5 separate regions of the Mus musculus genome follow, and regions 1, 2, 4 and 5 are each linked to region 3. Evidence: chromatin loops called from intact Hi-C (ENCODE). Cell type or tissue: heart. All regions are shown on one strand.

The links. Hi-C counts contacts between places; a loop is a spot of excess contacts. Peaks named below come from ENCODE experiments on the same cell type or tissue, not always from the same donor. Only the 100,000 strongest peaks of a DNase experiment are listed, where the experiment ranks them.
Region 1: it touches region 3 in a loop (4-fold over the local background); 21 of 42 quality-filtered maps call a loop at or near these places.
Region 2: a loop joins it to region 3, with 4 times the contacts of the local background. A loop is called at or near these places in 20 of 42 quality-filtered maps.
Region 4: a loop joins it to region 3, with 3 times the contacts of the local background. A loop is called at or near these places in 9 of 42 quality-filtered maps.
Region 5: it touches region 3 in a loop (2.6-fold over the local background); 7 of 42 quality-filtered maps call a loop at or near these places.

What each region holds. Positions count from the first base shown.
Region 1 is chr15:11,907,915-11,911,914 of GRCm38, forward strand. No RefSeq gene overlaps it. Among named protein-coding and RNA genes, the nearest start is that of Gm5144, 3.4 kb to the left of the region's middle. In heart, a CTCF peak has its summit at 2,185 (motif pointing left); a DNase peak (open chromatin) is centred at 537; H3K4me3 peaks cover 710 bases; H3K27ac peaks cover 494 bases.
Region 2 is chr15:11,410,725-11,414,724 of GRCm38, forward strand. No RefSeq gene overlaps it. Among named protein-coding and RNA genes, the nearest start is that of Tars, 13 kb to the left of the region's middle. In heart, no CTCF peak of the experiment used is centred here; no DNase peak of the experiment used is centred here.
Region 3 is chr15:11,588,869-11,592,868 of GRCm38, forward strand. No RefSeq gene overlaps it. Among named protein-coding and RNA genes, the nearest start is that of Gm41271, 110 kb to the right of the region's middle. In heart, a CTCF peak has its summit at 1,834 (motif pointing right); no DNase peak of the experiment used is centred here; H3K27ac peaks cover 672 bases.
Region 4 is chr15:11,740,970-11,744,969 of GRCm38, forward strand. No RefSeq gene overlaps it. Among named protein-coding and RNA genes, the nearest start is that of Gm34501, 13 kb to the left of the region's middle. In heart, no CTCF peak of the experiment used is centred here; a DNase peak (open chromatin) is centred at 1,552; H3K4me3 peaks cover 1,063 bases; H3K27ac peaks cover 2,134 bases.
Region 5 is chr15:11,750,929-11,754,928 of GRCm38, forward strand. No RefSeq gene overlaps it. Among named protein-coding and RNA genes, the nearest start is that of Gm34501, 23 kb to the left of the region's middle. In heart, a CTCF peak has its summit at 2,485; a DNase peak (open chromatin) is centred at 2,503.

The sequences.
Region 1 (4,000 bases), 320 kb after region 3:
TTCAGTTGGACAGTGATCCCTAAGCCTTCGCTGTAAGTAGGGGCTTCTAAATCCTAGGTGAGCTTTTGTTTATTTAATTAGAACTGCTAACCAGTTCTAAGAGAGGTGGATATATAAATTTGAATTCTGAAGAGTTATCCACGTACGTTGGAAACTGACATTTAGCACTTCGCAGCAATTAAATCCTTCCTGAACACTTGGGAGAGCAAACATTTGTTTATAGAGTCATCGTTATTTAAGAAAAAAATAAACAGCTAAATCCTGGATTCCGAGGGTCTTAGTGGATTTCAACTGGTTGCCAGGAGACGTGAAGGACGGAGCCGGTTTCCTATTACTACCCGGTATGCCCTGTGTCTGGGGAACACCAGCCAACAGCGGTATGATTCTGCAGTGTACCATGTGGGCTCACTGGAAGAGTCTGGGATTTCAGGGGCACCGGGTATGGAGTGCCTCTCGCATCTCTGGCGCTGCCCAGCCTCGCTCTTGGGTCAACAGCAGGGCAGTGCACTTACGTTATGGCTAGCACCCTGGCCTCCCTGTGGCCTTTGGGTAGAAGCACTCAGCTTCCAGCCTGTTGTTAAAGAGCACAGACAACAGGAAATGGTGGATCAGTCCAGAAACAGAGGGGAGGGGAACACAGGGTTGCTGTCCGCGTGCATGTTCAACACATCCTTGCAGATTCCAACTGAACAGATGCTGAGATTTTTTTTAAAAGGTCTTCCAGTGCCAACAGTGCAAGATTATTAACAGTAACAAGTCTATTGTGCTCTTGGGAGGTTTGTGTTTACTTATTCTGGGTGTTAGGAGGATCTGTTTACTTTCCATCAGAGTTCTTTGGGCAACCAGCTAAAACTACCATGTATAACTATCACATAGTTCTGCCATCTTAGTCCAGAAAAAAATGAACTGTGACCCAAAGAATGTACAAGTTACATTTATTTTTTTAAAGATTTATTTATTAAGTTATTTATTATAAGTTCACTGTAGCTGACTTCAGACACACCAGAAGAGGGTGTCAGATATCATTATGGATGGCTGTGAGCCACCATGGGATTTGAACTCAGAGCCTTTGGAAGAACAGTCAGTGCCCTTACCCACTGAGCCATCTCACCAGCCCCTACAAGTTGCATTTAAACAGCTCTTTGTCTCCTGAGGATATTTACTGTTGGAAAAGGTCACCTACAATACTATGTAAAATAGGGTTGGTAACCAAGCAGATTGTCACTGTCAATCATATTCTGTGTATCACATTTTTAACTGGGCCTGGTGACACAAACTACTCAGGAGGATATCAAAGGCTGCCTGGGCTGCAGAATAACACAAGGCCAGCCTGGGTGATTTAATTTTACAAGGTCCCATCACCAATAAAAGGTAAAAAAGAAAGCTGGAGATGGGAGTTACTTGGCTAAGATAAATTCAATGCAATGTAACACACACACACACACAAACACTGGCACGCACCATCTTATAATATCTTAGCAATATGTTTTTAGGCTTTCCAGAACAGTAAAACTGAACACCACTTGATAAAGATAACTTTTGTAACATTTTTTATCATAAATGTTAGTAAAATAGGAAAGAAAAGGGATAAGTAGAAACAGTCTTGCGTTCAGGTTTTACATACTGTTCCTTTCAACTCCAAACAAAAAAACAAAAACCTAATCACTGAAATTGGGGAAGGGCCATGTTTTTCACATTCAGAATTCAGTTATCAACTTCGATTGTCAAAGAAAACAAAGGAATAAAATTAGCTAGCTGAAAGCCTAAACATATTAATGTTAAATGCGATATTACAGAAACTCATAGACGTTTTAAAAGATTTAGAAATGTTTTCATCAATATCCAAGAACTATTTTGTTTCTAGTTCTGTCAGTGAGTTTTGTGTCCAGGTATTTTTTTTGGCCACAGCCCCACAGTATGGAGAAGTTATGTGTCATTTCAAAGAATGATTCTTTGAAATGTACTTTTAAAATGTCTGGGGCATTTTTCTCCACAATCCCCCTGCCTCAGAACCCTGGCCTGAAACTCGTGAAGTGAGGGTCCTTGCAGATTTTCCAAGGTCCTTCCATCTTGTCCAGCCAATCCCGAGGTCACACTGAAGACTACCACAGTGAAGCCTTAATGCACAAGAAAATCCCTTCTGCACGACAGAATTGTTGAAAACACACTTCCCCCTAGAGGCAGAAAAGATGAAAGGCCCTGACACATATCCAAAAACCCTTTCTGAAGTTCAATGAGTACTGAGACTTCCATTTCTAAACATACAGTTAATGTTTTAGAGAACGCTATTGAAGAAACGAGAGAAAAATCAGTAGACACCAAAAAATTAGATTAGAATTTGCCTCTAGGTCTCCGCTCTCCTTGGGAGGACTCTATTAATTGGCCCCACTTCTTCTATTATACAAATCTGTGATTTTTTTAGCCAATATTACAAATAATAGTAAGTATGTATTTTTATTTAAATGTGTGACTCAATTTAATTAGAAGCTATAGTTACATGTAGCCTTCAAGGGCTTCTCTTGAAAGCACAGAGCTTTTCATCTACTACAATAGTGTTTTCGATTCTCTGAAGATGTTCTGAGGCATGTGACATTAGAAAGATTTCTGAAAGCCATATTGCCCATCTAAGACTTGGCCTGAGTACAGACATAAGAAATGCATATAATATAGTGTTGTTAGTTTATAGACAACATGTCTAATGGAGTAAAAAGAACTCTGCGGGCCAGGGAGATGGCTCAGCACACATATAAAGGTACCTGCAATCAAGCCCGGTGGCCTGAGTTCAATCCCTTCAGATGCATATGGCAGAAGGAAGGAGTGAACTGTCCTAAGCCTCCCCGTGACCTCCACACATATTACACACACACATGTATTCACACACACACACACACACACACACATGTATTCACACACTTTGTAAATTTTAAAAAGTTGAAAACTATATGTGCTTTAAATTCACATATAGCAATACTGATTATATTTGGGTTTTTTTTTTTCTTCTCTTTTTCTTTTAGCTGTATCCTTTCTTTGGAAAAGAATCTGAGAAAGTGCATAAATATATACAATGGAATTTTAGGCACATGGATAACTCCTCTATTAGGTTTTGCTGTCTGAGGATCTCCTTCTCCTTTGGCCTTTAGACTTGGCCCTAGTCCTCAGAGATGCTCGCTCTTCCGTCTGAGTACCACAGCACTCCTCGAGTCTGCGATCACACTAAGCTGTATTGCTACCTACCTTTCTTTTTTAATTTGGGTGTAAGTTAGGTTTTATCCTCCAGAGTAGTTAGCATGCACTTAGAAATTTCACAAGCAGACATGTAAGTTGTCATCCAATAGATTAAACCTTCGGTTTTCTTATTTGCTTGCTTGCTTGCTTGCTTGCTTGTTTGTTTGTTTGTTTTGTTTGCTTGTTTCTTGAGACAGTATCTTATGTAGCCCAGGCTAGGCTTGAATTCCTGATTCTCCTGCTTCTGCTTACTAAGATCTGAGATCATATATGTAACCACTACACATAGCAATTTTCTAGCTCTTAAATCTAGATTTTAATCTAATGTATAAATGAGATTGGGGGAAAGTAGAAGCTAACGTCTTGATGTCCGCTTGAAAATTATTTAATGGTCATTATTGTCATGGGTTTGATTTAATGCCTAGTTTTTAAAGTTCTACAGACCATAGATTTTGAGTTAGTGATTTGCAAAGAAGGAAGAAATCAGTTCAAAACTCCAAAATACTTAGCCCTTGTGCAACTTGTTTAAAATAACCTACTGCTACAAATAACCTAATTTATAATGGATGGAACTGTTTGGCAATATCACTTTGATATTGGTCCCAGATTTCCACCAGATATTTTCTGTTAAGCTTGACAAGAGCTTTGATCAATAGGAGTCCTTCTACAGAAGTTCATTTGCCCGTCCACCATGCAGCTGATACAGCACTCCTCAGAAATACAGACCAAAAACTAGAGAAAGCAGGAACTGTTGGAGAAGTAATGAACAGGGGAG
Region 2 (4,000 bases), 180 kb before region 3:
CAGGTTAAACTTCCTTTCCCCTTATAAGGTCATATCCAGCAGCACCTGGGATTCCTCCTTATATAAATGAGGCATCCGCAGCACCCTGGCCCCCATAGCCCCTACTCACTGCTCCTCAAAGCCTTTGTTCCTTCCGATTAAATGAATGTCTGTCTACTGAGCAGCCTGTTTCACTTCCTGCTCTCTGACTGCCTGAAGTCTCTATGGCCCAGCCATTTCTGCCTTGTTTTTTCCCTCAGGCCAACATAGGCAATCATGCCTTTAGAGAGAAGGAACCGAGTGGGATTACAGAGATGAGCCACCAGGCATGGTTTTCTTGTGATCAACTTCTCCGTGGATGGTGACATTATAACAGGCCCCCAGAATTTAGAAGGCCCTCACATCCTTAGCACAACCGACTCCATGGTAGAAGTACCATTCAGGCTGTAAAACTCAGTAGACAGGACCACCAACTAAAACAAACAAAGCCTTAAACCACCAAAGTCCAGAGTTCTGGGAACATTTCTAAATGTACTAAGCTCTTTGGCGTCTGTATTTCACTTCTGGCTATTTGTTCTTGTTAGCTGAAGTACATCAACCCAGGGCATGGCTTTTGTCTTTAAAACCTCACCCTGGGAAAGGTGTGGGTATATGCTGGAATCCAGAACACCTAGTCCTCAGCCAGCGAGTAGACTTTCAATCGGCTTAAACCTGTGTCTGAGTAGTCTTCTCCAGTGATACCCACAGCAGAAATCATACATTCTTCCATGGGTGAGAAAATGAAGAGTCTCAGAAGCAGTGCTGAGCTCCGCCCATGACTGTTCATGAGTGCATTTAAGAGGACAGCTCTCCAGCTGCAGGGGGGTTTAGGATCTAAGGGACCAGCTTTTGTGTTCCTTCCCCTTTCATCTTGCTTTCCCTACTCAGTTTGCAACAAGAAGGAGGCCAGAACCTCAATAGAGACTTCACTGAGTTCCATTTTTATTATCAGTCTGTTCCTGAGGGGGAAACAGAGATGCTCAACGGTTTTTGTTTTGATTTGTTTTTCTACTTTTATATCATCTGGCATTAGGACTTTCTCCCTCTTTCCTTGATCGTCTCGATGAACTTAGTCATTGGACAATGTAATTTGCTTGTAGCAAGAAGTTCCCAGTTGGTTTCAGAGAGAGGGAGCAAGCAAAGTTCTCTATGATCTGTGTCCACACATGTACGCTGATTGAATTTCTATATTCCCCTCAAGCCAACTCTGTGCTTTGCAGACTTGTTAATGGAGTTAGAGGCAATAAATAACCGGAACACGTGCAGTATTTCAGTGTGAGGATTTCATGTTTACTTGGTCATCGCTGGGGAACACAATCCTTACAGCTCGCTTATTTGGATGACATCATCGGGTCATTGTTCTCGTTACTGTGTTCAGGTGGTGTGTGTGTTCCTGTTGTAAACTCTAACACTTTTCTATCCCAGCTGTAGAACTGTGTATCAGGTCTTCTATTTCCCCTCAACTTCAGACATTCAGGGCAGGACATTAACTTATTTTAAATGAAATAAAATATTAAAGAATCAAGAAAGTGAAGCTCTCTAATGTTTCAAATCTGACCGCTCTTTCAACCCAGACACACAATCCAACAGCCTATCTCTGAAACTCAACAACCAGGTGAGAAAGCTGTCCATTGTTAACGGTTTCCTGGTTTAACAACATAGTGTCTAAGGTTACTCAGCCAAAGGAATGGTCAAATGTTTCTTCCAATATTGTTTGCTTCACCCACAGAATGAAACAGCCAGGTGTCTGTATCTTTTACTTTCGGTTTTTTATTTTAATGTAAAGTGTGTTCTGGTAGTATAAGCCAACAGAAGACACCTACACCTTGAAGTCAAATTTATAGCTTTTATCTGTAAGCAAGCCAGGTTGTAGTGGAAGTGAGCCACTTTCTCATTTTGAATGCCTTTCTGGAAAACTTTGACCTTCCAGAGGCCAGCTTGTCTCACTCTTGCCCTTGGATCAGATTCCTTCAGAGATGAACTGAGTGTCCACTCAGGCTGTTGGTGAGCTTCGAATCAGGGACACAGCCTTTCCAGGGAGGTTCTCTGCTCTCACTGACTTCAAGGAAAACTGAGCTCAGACAGAAGGAGGCGTGGCAAGGATAACTAGGCCAGGGACTTTGGTTTTTAGGAATATTTTTGAGATAGCATTCTTTAGATGAATCAATGGTAATGTATGGTTTTTAGCAAATTTATTTTTAATTCAAAGACAATCCTGTGGGAAAAATATGTGCAAGTTCCCCCTCCCCTGACAAGCACACTCCTTGAAGCTGATGAAGGTTCTACTAGCATAGTTAAGGATTTGGTAATAAATTTGAGAAGAAGAATAAAAGGCACCCCAAACACCTTACTTGCTGATTCTAAGTTGCTGTAATAAACAAGATAGTAATTATAATATCAATACTTAATCTCTCCTCTCTCTCTCTCTCTCTCTCTCTGTGTGTATGTATAGGAATTTGAAAACTATTCATTTTCTGTTTCTGTGAAACACATTCTGTCATCCTCTATCATGCTCTGCCTTTACCTGCCTTAGCTTGGCTTCTCAGAGATTTTCTCTACACCTCATTCACTTCTCTAGTCCTGGGGTTCACCCGCCACTTGTGTTTGAGTATCATCTTACTGCATACCCCCCTTTAAAAAAAAAGAATCTTTTTTTTAAATTGCAATTAGGTCCAACTGAGGGGAAAACTATATTATGTTTCTGATAGTACATTAAATTATAGTTCTTTGGGACAAACAATTAAAAATATAAGATTAAGATACATGACTACATGGGGATTAGACTGAAGTTTTGAAAACCAGATGTTTCAAGGGAAACTCTTTGCAAATGAAGTAGAAAGTACAAATGCATGACTGCAGGGTCTACAGCATGCTATGCATGCAGAGTGACTGCAGGGTCTACAGCATGCTGTACATGCAGTGACTGCAGGGTCTACAGCATGCTATACATGCAGTGACTGCAGGGTTTACAGCATGCTATACATGTAGAGTGACTGCAGGGTCTAAGGCATGCTACATGTGTAATCCATTTCATCTCTCTTTAGAGACACCAGAGCGAAAAATATGTGATATTTGAATCCCCAAATTGTCTGGAGAGTTGATCAATTATCCACTTATTGAGTTAAAACTGATATTCTAGGAAACTACAGCACTGATTTTAATGATTATTCCCAGAGAGAGATAATTATGGTCTTCTTTGTCAGTTCTGGCAAAACTGACTTTGTTGGAAAGAGCAAAACATAAGAAAAATTGTAATTTTATACCAGCACTAGGGAAATTTGTCAACTTGTCTCCTGTTCTGGTTTATAAAGCTCATTTTATTTTTATTTACTTAGCTTTGTATGCATGTGTGTGTATGTGTGTGAGAGTGTATGCTTGCATGTGTGTGTGAATGCACATGTGCATGTGCTTGTGTGCTTGTACATGTACCCATGTGAGCACTCATGCATGCACATGCGTGTGTGTGTGTACATGCATGTATCACAGTGAAGAGCAGAGATCAGACGGCTCTGTGGGTAAATGGTCTTCGTCCATAGGTTGCAGGGATTAAGCTGTGGCCCTTAGGCTTGGCAACAAGAACGGTTACTTGCTAATTAGAAACAGAGCGAATTTTAGATAATCATTGGCCTTGTGAGCGTCAAATCCATGTCTAGGTACAACACACAGCTAACATGTCCATAGAGGGTTCGTGCTGTTCAAAGCAAACTGATGACAGCGAGACCACCCCCCCCTTGTCACTCCAAAACAAACAAAAACAAAAACAAACAAAAAAACAAAACAAAACAAAACAAAACAAAACAAAAAAACACATTTTCATGTTCCTAAACATGGATGTGTTCACCCTAGAACATTTGGAAAATAGATAACAGTCCATGAAATACATAAAACTCGATTCATCCTGACGCCATAGACAAGTACTGTTATCATACGGTGTTTTCCCCCCAGACTTATCCATACTCGTTTGCGTCACTATGTGTATATC
Region 3 (4,000 bases):
AGATTTGCAGGAAGGTTCACAAGAGCAGAGATTTAATGAGCACTGGATATTTTCAAAAAGAGGGGACAGTTCTGTGTTTTAGCAAATAGAGGGAGGAAGTGTGAGGTGACTCATTTCAAAGGAGAAGCAGGCAAGAGGAGCCAGGAGAGATCTTTGGTTGGCATTTTGTGAGTGACCTAGACTTTGTAAAAATGGTTTCTTCTCTCTTTGTGTGGTCTGAGTAACCTCATCTGATGTCCATATCATACGAGGTTGTTTATGTCAGAGAGTGGAATAACATGGACTAGGTATGCTCAAATGGCCAAGATTTTCATTTATAGCACAGCCCAGCTAAACATGTCTCTCCCCGTCATTATTGTCCTCCCCTTTTTCCCTCCCTCCTTCTCCTCCTACTTTTTAAAGAACTAATATATATTCTAATATATATATATATTCTACATGGTTTGGAAGAATTATTTCTTCCATCTAAAATGGGTATATCGTTATATGTGTTTTCAATTTAACGGTTTTAATTCATCCACAAGCAAGTGTTGAATGGTTACAACCATTGAAAGATAATTTTCATCATAAATGAAAACTTAGATAACTAAATGACCTATTCATTTGATCTGGAACCTTGTCAATGAGAGCTCAGCCGGTGAGGGATAAGTTATAATTTAAAAAATAAAAATAAAAACTTGCCTACACCAGAAGGTATATTCTATATGTCACAAACTGAGCTCTATAACCCCTTGGATCTTTTATACACTGGCCCTTTGAGGTAATGGGCCACACAGTTTAATGCTTTTCACAGAAAAGGCATTGTAATTATGGAAAAGAAAGCAAATCAGCTAATTTAAAGTAAAGGGTTATTTTTTTTTAAGGCCACAGTAGACAATCTCAAAAACATGTATTACAAATTTCAAGTAACACTGAAACAAAATGAGTGTTTTGTTCCCGGCTTTCATGGAATTGGAGCATCAATTATTTCTGTTTCTTACTCAGCGTCTTTCCTGCTTTCTTCTTGCAGTCAGCTTCCTCCAGCCCCCATTTTACTCAGGACTGTCGAGCTGGATGATCGTGCTGCACACTGTGATACCAGCTCCAGCAGAAACTGACATTGCGATTTCACAGGACACTTTATCTTAAGACCATATAAATATCTAGCTCAGTGACTCAGCCTTGAGCCAGTTCAAATTAGGGGGGTAAATGAACTTGCTTAGATTAGTTCAGCCTGTGAAATGTTCCCTTCAGAGCAAATGTCCGCCCCGTCTAATTTAATTGTTCTGCTTCTTGTGTGTTCCTAGGCAAAGGCTAGAACTGAATTCACAACAAACCCTAATTCCAGATTCAAAGAAGTACTTCAATACAGCCCATATTAGAGTAAAAGCTGTGAAAATATAGTTCACAGGGAAGAAAATACGAATGGGTTCCAAGCACTAAAGGGGAGACTGGGGAGATCCCCAGTCCGCAGAGTGCTTACCAGGGACATGCAATGCCTGGCCCTGATACAAGCAAGTCGCTTAAGAAAAATGCTCAACGAATTCAGAGACATCTAGGAATGTGATGATATCAAGAGGTTTGACGATAGACATCAGTGAAGCTATGAGCAGATAGCACAGTGTAGACATAACTGGGAAGCATGCTTCAGTAGAGTCTTTGTGTCAGTCCACTTGACAATATGTGTAAAAATGGAATTCTCATCAAGAGAAACTAAATTAAGGCAGACTTACAGGATGAAAAGTATGTAAAAAATAGTAAGAAGATGCTTCGTGTCCTGAATATAATAAAAATGTACAAAGTTGATTCCTAAGCGAAAAATTACTCATTTTCCTCAGCCCCTCCTCATTAAGCCCAGCCTTTGCCACATTGACAGAAGAGGGCGCTATTTAACTAAAAATTTTGCCAGCCACCAATGTCTAAATGAGATGGGTTATGGCAAACTGAATGTATCATGTAAAAGTTACTATAAAATTACAAAACCAGAATCAAAATACTTCACCAGATAGAAATTTCTTCCTAGAAAGCATCACAAAACAGAAGAAAAGGAAGACACAACACCCCCCCCCCATCTGATTTCGAATTCCTGAACAAGCCTTTGCAAATGTGAACCGTCAGAAACAACATAGACAGGAAGCAGTAACTCGCAGAAGAAATTGACTAAACTCAGAAAAAAGAGACAAGGAACACACGAAAGTATCAGGACAGGATGAGCAGACTGCCAAATACCCGAGAGTCGACAAGCTCAAGTGATTAATATTATGGGATATTAAACCAGGAAAACAAAAGATTACAAAAGGGAAAAATACTGTGCCCCAAGAAACAGAAAGAAAATGGCTGAAATGGAAGATAAGCAATAAAGAAAAACAAATCCTATACTAGACTCCAAGGACATAGCTTCTATTTAAACCATGAAGAAAACAGCAGAGATAGCCAAACATCTGAATCTACATTTATAAAAGTTAGTGCACCTGGTAAAATGGACCAGCAACAGTCAGGTTAGAGACATAGCCAAGAAGAACCATAGAATCCAAAGTTGAGAAGGCAATTTTCTCGGAAATATCCTACGATTTACAAGGAAGCTTAAAAATATAGACTGGCATAAAAAACAGCTATGTAAATATTAGGAAAAAATTATAAACCATAGATTTTTATACCAGATCTTAATACCATGGAAAAATAATCTATGGACTTTGTTTACATAAATATAGGGCCTAAAAAATCTTATCAATGGGACTGGTGACAAACATTTCATGTATTTTATTACATACATAAGACTAAAGCAAATTTGAGCACAAGGATAGAAAAACAGAAAGGTGTTCATGTTCTGACAACATAGAGATGATGTAAGATGAGACAATAAATGAGATGCGAACTTGGAAAGAGTGATCATATTCACAGCCATGCCTTGTATCTAAGAGTTAATGGGTATGAGGCACCGGGGTGCCTGGGACAAGCCCAGCATTTGGGGGGATTTGACGCTACTTTGAGCTAAGAAGGACTTACTTCCAGATTATTCTTAGCACTTTTGTTTCTCAACACTTCGTCTCTTGCTGAGAATAAAAGGTTAAGTGCTCAACCCTAAATTTTACATCTTCAGAGTCTCCCAGCCTCTACTGAAAGAATTCAAGAGCTGGAGAGGAGGAGAACTGCAAAATGCTGTCCTGTAGACCTGACATGGCTGTTGTGCTCATTAACTCAACAGCAACTGCTTAAAATAATCAGTCAAGATTCCTGGATAGATGAGGAAGGGTTTGCCAGGCCCTACCCCTAACTGAGGAGCTACTGCAGTGTGGTAGCTGCCGGGGTGGGGGTGGGGGATGGATCATTCCTTTTGAGGGTCTGGCCCCTTGATAGGTTGTTGATGCTTAATCAGACATCGTGAGCCTACAGATATACGAGCAACACTAATTGTACTTAGTGGCTAACACACACACATACTCACACTCACATACATACACATACAGAGAGAGAGAGAGAGAGAGAGAGAGAGAGAGAGAGAGATGGAGAAAGAGGAGAAGAAGAAGGAGGAGAAGGAGAAGAGGAGGAAGAGGAAGAGGAAATGAAGTTGGGAAGGGGCTGGATGTGTTGGGGCTGTGTGAAGATCTACAGTGTAGAAATGGAGGGTGGAAATGATCAAGATATAGCATATATGAGTATGAAAGTTTCAAAAAATTGTAAAAACTACTCAGGAAAATGTCTGGTCCCAGAGTGGGTGCAGGTTCCAGCTGAGATTAGAACAGTGTGTGTGTGTGTGTGTGTGTGTGTGTGTGTGTGTGTGTGTGTGTGTGTGTGGTGTATGTTAGGTATGTTAGGTAGAATGAAGGGATCAAGTAGTGATTGAGAGGGAACTAAAACCTCAAGAAGTTCCATGAAAAGCTCTCACCTGCCCCACCATATACAAACAAGCATCAAAATCAATGATAGAGCAAAACCCATGAGATTTTACATAAACATAAATTCATAAAGGAACATTCTGATAGTATAAATACTCCATGCATGTGATGTAAATGAAAAAGCA
Region 4 (4,000 bases), 150 kb after region 3:
AGAGAGAGAGAGAGAGAGAGAGAGAGAGAGAGAGAGAGATTAGCCATGCTTATTCTAAGTTTAACTATAAGTTTAAATTAGAAGAACAAGAAAATCAAGGCTTTCAATATGGATATGTGTTAATTTTAAATGAAGAAAATTACCATTTTCTTTTAGTTGCACATATCACGCCTCAAGTAAGAATTCCTTAAAGGTCTTACTAAACACTGCCACTTTGGGATTGTGTGTACTAACTTTCAAAAGGGATGCTTTCGAAAGGGATGACAGATTTAGATGAGCGTCCATTCTGTAATGTTTGCCTTCAGGGATCCACTACTTTATAATCATGCTTCTATTTTAGTTATTTTTTTTTTACGAATATAAGCCATGACATGCATCCTATGAGAGACATGATTTTAAAAATAAGGGAAATAAACAGATGACACTCGGGTCAGGGCATGGAGCCAGCTGCCCAGGCAGTCGTCTCCAAAGCTGGTCTCTGATTAGTTCTGGGAAGCAGAGCAGCAACGGGGTGACAAACACTGTCGACCCTTGCCCTGGTGGGTACTTAGAGCCTAAGAAGTCGCATTATCACTCCGGTCTTAAGGAGCAGAATCAGTTCCTGGAGGTATCAATAATTTGCCTCCACAGGCAGTAGAACGAGGGCCTGTTGAGTTTTCAGACCAGCGCGCTGAGAGGGCACACACAGGGGACCCACATCAATACACATATATTTCTGTCAACTCCATAACCAACTAAAACAGCCACACCCTCAACACAAACTGCCCGTAACCCAAGGGCTAATTAAACACAAACAGCGCTGTTATCACTCACCACTGGATGGAGTGGTGTATGGGAAGGGTGTTCTGAGGGAGAGTGCCCTGTCACTACTGAGGCTTTCTATGAAAGGAACCTTCTGAACCTTACTGATGGAGGAACAGGAGGGAGAAGGGAGAAAGAAGACTGTGGTAGTGGCTGAGAGCTCTAGGCCATTTGGAGATTCGTGTTGAAGAAGGCCGATTACCGACTTCTTCCCAGCCTGGGCCTGGGTGGCTGCAGCTCTCTCTGTGGCTGAGTAGGCGTGGAACGGCAAAGGAGCTGGGGACAGTGGGAAGCCAGCGCTGGTTCCTTCTGCCACTGGAGAGGAGAAGCAAGCATGGGGCCCGTCGTAAAAAGAAAACATTGTAAAGTGCCTGTTTATGTGCTGAAGTAATTTCTAATTAGTGGAGGCAGGGACCGTGGTCCGCTGTGGTTAAAGGAGGGGGCGTGACACCAGGACAGTGGCCACGCTGTTCCTTCTGCTTTGCCTTCTCCTGTGGCGGCTGCAAGTCACCTCACTCTTCTCCCAGAGAGCTGCCAGCTATAGGATTTGGGTAAAATCCCCCATCCATTCATCCTGAACAACTGGCATTCATTGTCCTGCCCTTTAGTATTTAGGCTAATTAATAGCATCCCTTTGAGGCCAAGAATTATTCCGAGACGATGATGCTTTTAGCTGAGGGTGATGGGAGGAGGCACACAGAGCTGAAGTGATTTCCCTCCAGGGGCTGGAATCCCTAAGTGTGGGCAGAAAGCTAACTAATCGTGGGCTATCATCACTCAGCCCTACACCCTCCCAGACCACACCAGGGAGCTCGCAGGGTGCCCTGAGGATAAATGACTGTTTATTCAGCTTTAGGGACAACTTCAGATTAGGTGCTAAAGAAATACAAAGCATTACTGATACAGATGGGGCCTTTATTTTCTCATAACAGCGCTAAGCTCACCGGGTACTGCTAGTTCCTGGCCATAGCTCCAATGGAGTTTGTCACAAGAATAAGCTTTTGGAGCCAGGACGAATTAACGACTCCTCCTTCATTTTATCCGATAATTTTTTTAAGGGAAAAAAAAACATACAATATGCTCCTTGTAAAACAAAATTTAAATAATCAAGACGTTCACATTAAAAAGTAGGAAAAAAGACTATGTTCCTCCCTCAAATTTTAGTTAATGTCTACCCTAAGTCCCCCGGCCACTCACTGACACTGCCTGGTTTCTTATAAGAAAGCACAAAAGAAAGGACCGGTTTGTGAGAAGACAGAAAGCCAGTGACGGAGTCCTTTAAGGTCCGTATGCTTTTCGTTTCTTTATCAGACCATAATACCTACCTCAGGCAGACAGGATGAAGATTAAATAAGATGTCTGCTTTGTAGTAGCCACTGTTTCTAGGAATATATGTGTATCCCTAAATTTTCCAAAGTCATTACAAGCATGACTTTTACCCAGAGCCGACTTGGTGTGTTTTATAAACGAAGAAGAAGAAGCCAGGGATGTTTGGTAGAGGCTTGTTATGATGGGGGGGGGGGGGGGTGCCTCTGTGGGCCTATGCTGAGGCATCTCTTCCCATGGGGAGGGGAATTGAGGGAGGGAAGGAGGGAGGGAGGAAGGGAGGGAGGGAGGGAGGGAGGGAGGGAGGGAGGGAGGGAGGGAGAGGCCTGAAATGAAAGAGGCTGGGAGGGGAATGAGGAGAGGAGGGACAGAGAGGAAAGAGGGTAAAAGAGAAAGAGCAAGAGAGTAAGAGAGTGAGGAGGGGGCGAGCAGCCTCTTTTATAGTGAGTCAGGCACACCTGGCTGTTGCCAGGTAACTATGGGATGGAGCCTAGATGAAATGCCAATGCTACTTGTACCCAACTTCTGCAATGGCTGAACATCCTTCCGTATTAGTTTGCAAAGATGGGTTGATGATCAGAATATTAACAACCAGCTGGCCTCTTTCCTGAGCAAAAAGAATATGCTGGATAATAAAAGTACATGCCGAGCAAAAGCAGCAGCAGGGAGGGGCTTTGTAGTGATGCGGAAGACATCGGATCATATTGACATCCTTATCCTATCCCTACCTTCAAGCATTTAAATAAAATGGATGGACAAAAATAAAGATATCAGAGGTGGGGGGAGCCAGCTGAATTTCAACGGACTCTTTACTGTCCCTTTAGAATGGGTTATCATTATCAACGCTTTAAGAAGCATGTATGTAGATTTTTCTCATTGATTTCTTGCTTCATTGCTTTGTATCAGGGAGCATGCTGTCTATGTCTTCTCTGCTCTGGAATTAGTTAGTCAAGCATTATTCTGACCCAGCATGTATGTGATTGAACTTTCCCAACACTCCATGTGTGATTTTTGTTGACATCATTGTCACTTGCTTAGATTATTTTTCAGTCTCATAAGATTATTCAACTTTATGCGTATTTAACAGATCTTTTTTAAAAAGCACATGAAGGCCGACACCTTTATAGCTTGAATTGAAACTGAAACTTGCCACTCATTTTCTTTTCTTTTTAAAAAAATCGACAGGAAAAAAAAGTTCTTAGTGGGAAAGGTCATGGATTAAACTGGACTGGTAAATATTTTGACGATGGTCAACAAAAGACTTGGGTTTGAGACCTTAAACTAGGTAACAAACAAAAGGAAAACATATTTCACAAGAAGCATGTCTTTAAATTGCTGGCCACTGCACTACACCCTGTGGGCAGACAGCAAATACAGTCATTCCTCCTTTAATGAGATCACAGGGCCTGGGACTAACGCCAACATTGTAGACTAATGATGATTTTTAAGGTATTGGGTTATATACATGCTATGGTTTCTGCAGAAACCATTTAATATATGTTATCTAGCTTCCTCAATAATTACCTTTATATACTTATAAGCATTTTAAATCTTGCCTTGGGTATTTAATATTGGCTCTGTGAATCTGTTGAGTTTACACTTGTTTATGGCTGAGTCTGTGCCCTTTCCTTCTTCACTAACTCCTAAGTTGTTTTCACTCACTTCAGGTGGATAAAATAGCAGAGGGGATTGGCTGATATTTTGGTTCAGGAACATTTATTTGTGGGTGCTAATTTACCATCCCTAAGGTCACTAATAAAAGAAATAGAGAATTGTCAATAGTTTAATGCTTTTAACTGGAAGGTGTCCTGCTCTGTGTGTCCAACTGTAACATCTGGAGTCCTTCAAGACTGTGAAACACATTTGCTGATGT
Region 5 (4,000 bases), 160 kb after region 3:
GCTCTGTTGTGCCACCATCTTCCCACCAGGATTAACTCCTAGGGTTTTATTCTAAGCATTCCTTCCCTGTGAAGATAAAGCCAAGGAGCACAGGCTGAGAGGACAGGCTGATTCTCTCAGCAAAGATTGTGTGGCTACACTATTCAAACAGAAACCAAACGAGGGGCTTTACCTTTCATCCTGGGTGTTTCGATACTACTTGAAACGTGTTTCAGCAAACACGTTGCCCTTTTTGGTGTTATCGAAAATCAATTTCCATGGTTTAAGAGTAGAATATTAAGTTCTCAGTCCTGAGGGGGTAAGTTTGCCAAAAGTGAAATCAGTTCTTTGTCAAGGAGGTGTTGAAGAAATCTGGGTAGGAGGAGGAGAAAGAAGGAAAGCTGAAGAGGAACAGAAAGAAGGAAGGAAGAGAAATAAAGGAGGGAGGGAAGAGGGAGAGGGAAGAAGAAGGAAAGAAGGAGGGAGGGAGGGAGGGAGGGAGGAAGGAAGGAAGGAAGGAAGGAAGGAAGGAAGGAAGGAAGGAAGGAAGGAAGGAAGGAAGGAAGGAAGGAGAGATTCCCCAGGACTCTGCCATCTCATTTCCATGATCAGGAACAAGTTTACAAAGGTGGATGTTGTCAGATTGTGGGGTATTATTTAGTTAAAGCTTCAGTTTAATACTTCAATTCTAGAATTTATAGGTTCTGTTCAAACAGTATTTGCTGGCCAAACACTGTGCATGCAACCTTAGGTGGTATAAAGAGTTCAAAGAGGAATTAGAACTTGTGTACTCAACTCTAACTTTTGAGAGGCGCTATTAAATGGAACACTTGGCTTCTGGTTGTATTACAATTCCTCTAGACGGAAACTAGCTAAGTTCCTATTCAAAACCTCCAGCCTGACAAGTGAATCCTTAACCCAACCTGGGAGTTTTTAAAAATCAGAACAAAATTAAACCGCTCAAAATACATAGGGAGTACAAGAGTCAGGGATACTAATGCTAGAGATGAATCAGCGCTGTTTATGAAGGACTGGGTCAGAGGACCAAACTCATTGCTCTCTCTCAGGTTCTCAATCATCCTTAGAAGTCCATCAGTCATAACTGTCTATATGTAAACAACACTCAGAAGTCAGTGTATCACAGAACACGGATGCAGACAGTAGATTAAAAAAAAGCACTTAGAACAGATAGAGGTATCAGCACACACACACGCTCACACTCACATAGAGACACACACACAAACAGTCATACTCACACAGGCATTCACACACACACACACACACACAGAGAGAGAGAGAGAGAGAGAGAGAGAGAGAGAGAGAGAGAGAGAGAGAGAGAGAGAAGCACACTGCTCCAGCATCCCGCCTCTCTACCTATGGCTTATGTGTAATCTTCAGAGTACCATTGGTATCCATGGAAGCCTGGAGTGAATTACTAAAAACAAATGTTTGACAACATCATTGACATAAAAATAAAAAATAAAAAAAACCTAGCCTTAATTTAGAACTGATCCCACCTTCTTTCTGTAATTCTGGGTCTGACACCTGGTCAGCGATGGTTAATGATTTGAATAACTGTCTGTAGAAGGTGGTGGTCTTTGGATCTGTCTAGGAGGAAATCTCTACAGAAGCCAAGAAGACAGGTATAAGAATGCTTTTGTCTCAGACTAATTACTCTAAGCCAGTGGTTCTCAACCCTCTTAATGCTATGACCTTTTAATAGAGTTCCTCATGTTATAGTGACCCCCAACAATAAAACTATTTTTGTTGCTATTTCATAACTACAATTTTGCTACCGTTATGAATCATAGTATAAATACCTGATAGGCAGAATATCTGATATTCAAGTTTGTGAAAGGGTCATTTGACCACCCAACCAAGAGGTCTTGATGCACAGGTTAAGAACCACTTGTCTAAGGGCCATTTGTTAACAGTTGCCCTGAGCCCTGACTTAGTCTGTGGGGTCACATTACGCAGACAAAACCTGTGCATCGCCACATAGCTCACTTGTCTTAAGTCAGATAGGATGATGTACTGTTTTGTTTTGTTTTGTTTCTCATAGAGAAAGAAAATTGTCACTAGCCCCTTGACTTCAGGACAAAAGATTTCATATTGCTTGATTCTTACAGTTCAAACAGCATGAAGCCAGATTTCGCCAATAAGCTTTTCCTGTGTGTTCAGGAGAAAACACAAACCCACATGAAGACAAAACCCACTGGATGAGTCCTTCAGAGTGTTCCCCAATTCTCAGCTCCCTCACGCCCCAGCTTAGCATGCCCCCCACCATGTTCTGGACTTATTCCTAAACAGAAAAACAGAAACTAGAAGTTAGGGTTGCATGAACACGTGTGCAGGAAATAAAAGAACATATGGAGAAAAATAGACAAAGACATCATGACTAGAGATGACACAGAGAGGCAAGGCGACAAACCAGACAAGATGGCTTGATCCCCACCTCAGACACTGAGCATCTGGGATATGCATTGCCTCTTTCTCCCTGCATCCAGGTGGTGGCACTGGTGTTCTTTCTGCCTTACCCTGTGGGCAGTATTCAGCTCCCTAAAACAGCAGGACCACGTAAGGAAAAGATGAGGGATACTTGACTGCCTGGAACTGGTTTTGTTGAAACAATCCTTCTGAAAATGTCATTCTTTTGTGGGCATGTTACTTTAATGAAGACCTAGTTAAGTCTAAGAAGAAAGAAGAGAGATTTGTGCAAAAATGGGAAGTCATGTGTAGAGGAGATGCTCAGATATTGGGCAGAGCTTTTACAGTATTTTACAGTGGTCTTAAAGATGACTGAGCCAGACAATTAATATCCAAAACTATATAGATCATAGCTACCATCACATAGAGCCCTACAGTTCTCGAGAACTTGTACAGCCTGGAAGCTTTTGACAGTTTACCCATGTTGTTATTCTAACAAGTGCTACATTTTGAGCATGCAAAGAGAGAGGCCTGCTGACTGGTACAAGCTCATGCGGCCAAGCTGGTGATAAAGGACCTTCTCTCCTGATGAGTGAGCAAAGACATCCAGTGATAAAAACACAGCTGTATGGGTGTGTGAAATTCCCACAGTTCTTTTTTCATTGGGTTACGCTGAGGAATTCTCTAACCATGTTGCAAGTAATTTTGGAGTACATGATTTGCAAATAAACAGTTGCCCATGTGTTGACAACCCTCAAGACTCAAGCCTAGTAATGAGTATAAGATACAAATAGAGTAACGTATGCAGTCCAGAGGTCCTAGAAAAGTTACTGAATCCTTTCTTCTCTTTTAATGTTCCTCAACAAAGCTGAATCTTACCATGGATCCTGTGGTGGTACATATAAAACATGAGTGATGGCTTGCCTTCTTGTCCCCCATTAGCCTTGATCACAAAGTGACTGAGAATCAAGGCCACCTTTCTTCTTACACCCCTAGTGTCCTCTTCTGTAAAACACAATAATTCAATTGTATTAGTCTTTAAACCTCATCCATCCTATTTAGATTCATAGTTCTGATGAAAATATCTTTGTATGCAAATGTTCCTCTGCCTGAAATTACTTCTGGCTAGAGTCGAACTCATGAGCTCTTCATCCTGAGACTAAAATGTCCACGAGAATACACCAGGGCTGGGGATATGGCTCAGAGGTGAGTGCCTGTTACACAAACATAAGAACCTGAAATCAGAGCACCAGCACTCACATAAAACCTCATGTGTGTGCCCGTCATGTTATCATTAGAAGGTGGAGACAGAGGGGTTCCTGGAGCTGATGACCAGTCAAATCTTCAAGCTCCACGTTCAGTAAAGAGCCTCTATCTCAAAAAATAAGGTGGAGAACCATTTTGGGAGACACAAACATTTCTCTCTGGCCTCTCTATATACATTCAGTACACAACAAACAGACACACACACACACACACACACACACACTAATGAACTCACACACACATATACACTGGAACACATACACACCACCATCACCATTCACAGACACACATAGAAACATGTACACATGCAAAAACCACATAGACACAC